2 separate regions of the Mus musculus genome follow, and region 2 is linked to region 1. A link is a loop called in an ENCODE intact Hi-C map of the cell type or tissue named here. Cell type or tissue: gastrocnemius. All regions are shown on one strand. Links, peaks and the distances in the headings refer to the core of each region. The heading gives the core; the rest is flanking DNA. Region 1 has its middle 13 kb from the start of Zfp637. Region 2 overlaps Rassf4 (Ras association (RalGDS/AF-6) domain family member 4).

Region 1 (2,915 bases), core at 145-2,644:
CTTGGGAGGCAGAGGCAGACGGATTTCTGAGTTCGAGGCCAGCCTGGTCTACAGAGTGAGTTCTAGGACAGCCAGGGCTATACAAAGAAACCCTGTCTCGAAAAACCTAAAAAAAAAAAAAAAAAAAAAAAAAAAAGGATATTGTTACAACATACCAGACTAATATTTAAGCATAAGTTTCTGGCTATTTAAGTTTAACTAGTTTTTATTTTTTTTAAAAATGTGGTTGATTTTATGTTCCGAGATTCAACTTAGAGTCTCACATTTCATACAGTTCTTGTGTCCCCTAAATTTCTTCCAATTTGCATTTGACATTTGATGGTGATGGTAGTAATAATGCTGGAATATACGGTCACTCTATAAGGGCATACTAATGACCCTCTTGCTTTCTCTTCTCTTTGTCCTTATTTTTTCCCCTTACCCCTTATCCCTTCCCTTATCCCTAAATAAGACTTAAATTAGCTTTATCTTCATTTGTTTTTACTGAAGTAAGAACAAGCAATGGTTTTTATTTCTGAAATAGGCAAAAAACCTAGACTGTCATTCCAAAGGTTTTATAGCAGCCTCATCTGTGTTTTGGAATAGCTAATGCATTTCTTGGGATGTGAAGACCATAACCATAATTATCACACAGCTGATTTTATGGTTAATAAATATATAATTTGAAATTTAACAAAGGGTGTGGCTTTTTGAAGTAGCTGGGCGAGACTGAGGCTGGGTGGCGATTATGCCCTTTGTCTCCTGTTGTGTGGTTCAGCCGCTGCTCCTGCTTCCGCTCTTCAGAGGTAGTTCTACCCCAAGTAGAACATTTTGGGTCTCCCTTCACAAGCTTGCCTCTTCCCGGAACTCCCAAGAAAGCCAACTTCTGACACTGTGTGTAGGTAATCTCCTGACTGAGACGCAGGTCGCTCTTGGTGTCCACAGTTGACCTGGCTGATCTGTACTTGGGCTTCTCTGTGCGCTCAGGTCCGAGTCTGCGTGTAATTTCCAGGTGTCTTAGAGATTTTCTTGCTTCACTTAGGGGCTTCCCTAGCAACTGTTCAGGAGGCTGAAATCTTTCCCCAAGTCCAGAAGCCTTTCTCCCTTACAGCAGCAGGGGGCGCTGCGGGCACGCCCAAGACCAGCCCTACCCCTGCAGTGTTCATGAGGCAAAAGAGTGGGATCCCAGGCCCTCGAGTTTGGATTTTAACTCCATCCTGGAGCAAAGACTATAAAGCTAGATTAGCATTTTCTTAGTGCCTGAGAGTGGTAGTCAACCGACATAGGGCTACGTCTTCCATTCCCTTCTTTGGGTGGATTCTGCCAGGGGACTTCCAGGTTCCACAGAGCGCCTGCCTGGTGCCCGGGGATGATTGCTTCCTTCCTGGGCCTTGGTGTTTTCAGGCTTCTGTTGCTCTGCCTATTTTTCTCATGTTTTGCAGCCTCTGGGCTTTCACAGAGGGCTGGGAAAGGTTCTAGAATGGTGTCAATGGCCCTGGGACTCCCTGGGGTGACGTGGGCAGAGATGTTCTGTGGCAAGGACAGCATGGGCACCTCTAACCCTCCATGGAAGATGGTCTTGAGGGCTCCCATGATGAATAGCATGCACCCCAGTTCCAGCACTGTCTAGACCCTCTGGGGTGCCCAGCTTCCCAGTCACGCTGAACTTAGGGCTGTGCCCGCATGCTTTGCTGATGGCGGGAGGACTGCTCTAGGGGTCCTCTGGTTTCTCTGCTTCCCCCTACCCCCATCCTGAGACATGTGATGGCACATCTGCCGCGATACTGATGGCACATCCCTCTGGGAACTGTCTGCCGTGTCTCACTCCTAGACAGTCTTTATACCTTTATGATGGGGCTGGGGAGTGTGCAGCAGACCTGCCATACTCTGTCCAAAGGAATTGTGGGAAGAGGCTGGGCCATAGTGTGACCCCTATCTCAGGCTTCCCTGTCAGTCCTTCCTTCCTTCCTCATCTACAGGGGCTCCCACAGAGACATTAGAGATGGAGACGCAGAGACACTCTCGCCCACAGAAACTCAGAAATGGAGACACTTCCAGAGACAAAGATACACAGAGAGACAGATGTGAAATTGGTGATGCATACAAACGGGCTGAGCTGTACTCATACAAGCAGAGAAACATAGATGCACACAGACAGAAGCACATGGGCATACACAAGATACAAACACATAGATGGAGACATACTCCCTCCAACAAGGCCACACCTCCCGCAATAAGGCCACACTTCCTAATAGTGCCACTCCCTATGGCCAAGCACATTCAACACACGAACCTATGGGGACCAAACCTATTCAAACCACTGCAGATGGGCACACAGAGAGGTGTACGCAGATGCCCATAAAGAGATGGCGGTACGTGCAGGTGACCTTTAAGAGACAGAGATGCACACAGAAATAGAGATGTGCAGAGACACACAGAGACATAGGGACACATGGCACACAGGCATTTATTTACAGATGGAGGCTTGCACAGATACATAGACAGACATTTCTATGAGACACAAACATAGACATACATACAAAGTTAGAAAGATAAAGACACCCTTGGCTTCTCATGTCACATCTATGCACGGGATAATGAACAGACCAATCTTTTGATCTTTCTGTCATTATCTTTCAAGTCTCTGGCCTCACACCTAGAGAGCATGGTTTGGAAATGAGAGGCTATGAATGATGTCACTTTACTGAGCGCCACAACTCCTGTCTTGTGACATGGCACTTGGATCTGCTTGCTCCTCTTTGGGACAGCTTTGTGTTAGAGCTGTCAGATATTTGCACTTGTTGTCCTTCCCTATCCAGACCCCAGGCCCGACACAGGGTTGTCTGAGTCTGAGTCCCAAGGCTTTCTGACCTTCTGGGGGTCACACCTACATTGCTGTGGGACCTTGACCTGCTCCTTTCATGCCTGTGAGTGCT
Region 2 (2,915 bases), core at 222-2,721, 1.2 Mb after region 1:
GTACGTTCAGGTCTGATACATGAGGGCTGGACAGACACTAGCCTCCTGCAGCATGGTGAGCTGCTGGTCTTGTGTCTATGCATTCCAAGTGTAGCATTAGAGTCATGGGTAAAGGCATGGGGACATTGGAGATACTGAACAATGCTTAAGTCAGGTGACAATTCCCAACTTACACCTGAATGATTCCACAGGACTCCAGCCTTTTGCCTGACTGTTTAGGCAAACACTGTGAGGCCGTATCAGGAAGCTGTGTGTGGTTTTGATAGCCTTAGACTCTTCTCTCTGTGGTCAGTGAGGTGTTTGAAACTAGGCATGACTGTTAGCCGACCATGAGATCCACACTGTGAGTGGGGGTGAGGCCATCCCCACGTGAAGGTTCTCATGACATCCCTGTTTTCACGGGGGCTTTCCAGGACAATGAAGAGAGAGGAGACTCCATGGGGCAGTGGGTGGGGCATGATTTCACTTAAGTGTAGTGTGGAATCCAAAATAACTCAAATGCATAGAGGCAGAAAGAAGGAAGATGGCTATCAAGAGTGGTAGGGAAGAAAGAGAAGTAGGGACCCCAGTTCTTCCAGATGAATGAATCTTAGAGATCCACGGGGCAGCACCAGGCCCACTGCAATCCCCTGTGCTGTACGTTTAAGTAGCCATTAAGTATGTGAGTCTTCAGACCTCACTTAGCACACCCTTCACCACCATGCCTTAGCATCACTCCATAGCAGAGACCTAATCGCAGGCTTTGCTTAGCTTCCTGTTCCATGGATTAGGAAGCTTGGCTGAACTCTTAATTAGACCCCACGTCATCACCATCATCCGTTGTGTTCTCAAACATCTTCAGTGTGCGTGTTAGCCATCATGAATCATGGTTAGTAGGCCTATCCATGCCACCATCCAAGATGGGAACTGTGTGGCAAATAGATATGAAAAGAGATTAGTTACGGTTTAAGCGGTAACTGGATGTAGAACATCACTGAATAAATACCCAAAGAGAAGAGAAGAGAAAAGAGGTACGGGGAGAATAGGGGTACATGTGGGACTCTTATATTAAATGTTCTTGGCCCAAGACGTATATGTAAATAAATAAAATATAGGGTGAGAGCCATGAGAGAGTGAGGCTGGAGTCTCTCAGTGGTGCCAGAGGTTTCAGGTAGGTCCCGGACAGTACAGTTGCTCATGGAGTAATCATAGAGTACAGGGAGCCTAGAGAGTCCCATGAAGAGAGAGAGGCTGGAAATACGTCAGAGACAAAGAACCAAGGACCGAAGAAGTTTGAGCCAGAGTCAGGAGGGTGCCTGTGGGGTGGAATACTGTGGGTTGAGTAGCAGTCCTTTCATTTGGAGACCTAAGGAAGTCGGAGAAGGCTGAAGGTTCAGTATGAAAATAGCATGAAATACTCATGATAGACCATGGAAATGTCCCAGAAGTGTTAGGCAAACCAGCATCCACCATTAGGGGAAAAAAAAGGCAGTTGGCATTGCCACTGATGGATGTGTGGAGAGAAAAACAAGGCAGGGAACACAGACAGTAGGATGTCCAGTAGAGCCTGGTGGCTATGGGATTCTCTGTCCCAGTGCCCTTTGAGTCAAGGAGCCTAGCCCAGTACAAGTGTCCAGGCATGCCTCCCCCCGCTCGTGCTTCCTCCCGGCAGTGTAGACGTGCCTGCCAGACACTTGCGGTGTCCTAGGGGACACCTGACTCAGCAGCTCCATGCTGGCCTCCGCCCTGCCTTTGGCCGGGCCTGGACTTAGCAGCGGAAGGAACACCTCATGTGTCCTCCTGCTGGTCCCTGCCCTCGTGCACTGAAGCATGCACACACAGCTCGCTCTTCCCTGGGAGGGTTGGGGGGCTGAGCATCGTGTTCCCGAGCAGGTCACAAAGAGGAAGGACAGACATCTTTAGGGAAGCTTCTGGATTTTTGAAATGACTGACCTGTGTTTCTCCCACAGGAAGAAGGGACTCTGATCATCGAAGGACTCCTCAACATTGCCTGGGGACTCAGACGACCCATCCGGCTGCAGATGCAGGATGATCGGGAGCGAGTGCACCTGCCGTCTGCCACATGGGTGCCTGAGAGGCTCAGCTACCTCCAGTGAGTGTCTGGCAGGTAGAGTGGAGCCAGGGACCTCCGTGATGTCTATTATCATGGTGCACCACATTATATGTGGAGTTCTCTGTCCCAGTGGGTACCCCAGCCTTGGGGTAGACGCTTCACTGCTGTATGGGGCTTAGGAATGGAGCGCAGACCAAACCCCTCTCCTGTTCAGTGGTTACCTCAGTCCTTTCTGGCCTTACCCACTGCAACACACAACCTTACTTAGGGTGCCCTCCCTGGGATGATATGACCTTTGCCCCTCCTCCAGGAGAATAATTTCATGCTCCCAACACCTGCTTTATGGTGCTGGGGACAGAACCCACGCCTAAGTGCTATACTAATGAGCTATGTCCTCAGCCTACTGGGATCTCCTTGAAAGGAAATTTTAGGGATTCATCCAAATTTATTTTCGCTACTGCTTCACATTAGTGACAGATTCTGTTTGCATCAATTTACCAGAATTTAAAATCCGATTTATTTTACCATCAGGACAAAGGCAGTTAGTCTGAGTTTTGCTTCTTTGCGCAATGATTCTTCAGAGGCACACATTCAGAATTTTGTCCTTGCCAAATATGCAGATAAGATGGGCATGGTGATGTAAGTTTGCCTGAGATTACAACCCTCAGTAAACTGAAGGGCAGAGGAATTCTGAGTTTGAACCCAGGTCAGGCTCACATACAGAAACACTGTTTTAAAAACATATATGTGAAGGAGCTGGAGAGTTGGATCAGAAGTTGCAGCTGCTCTGACCTTAGTTCAGTTTCCAGCATGCATACAGTGGTTCAGAGCTGCCTATAACTCTATTTCCAGGGATTCCAGT

The links. Peaks named below come from ENCODE experiments on the same cell type or tissue, not always from the same donor. Only the 100,000 strongest peaks of a DNase experiment are listed, where the experiment ranks them.
Region 2: a loop joins it to region 1, with 2.2 times the contacts of the local background. A loop is called at or near these places in 17 of 42 quality-filtered maps.

The regions. Positions count from the first base shown.
Region 1 is chr6:117,826,667-117,829,581 of GRCm38, reverse strand. No RefSeq gene overlaps it. Among named protein-coding and RNA genes, the nearest start is that of Zfp637, 13 kb to the left of the region's middle. In gastrocnemius, for the core only: a CTCF peak has its summit at 1,093 (motif pointing right); a DNase peak (open chromatin) is centred at 1,097.
Region 2 is chr6:116,646,744-116,649,658 of GRCm38, reverse strand. It overlaps Rassf4 (Ras association (RalGDS/AF-6) domain family member 4), which reads left to right. Exons shown (of 11, transcript NM_178045.4): 4 at 1,950-2,092. Among named protein-coding and RNA genes, the nearest start is that of Mir7043, 2.2 kb to the right of the region's middle. In gastrocnemius, for the core only: no CTCF peak of the experiment used is centred there; a DNase peak (open chromatin) is centred at 1,688; H3K4me3 peaks cover 319 bases; H3K27ac peaks cover 1,989 bases.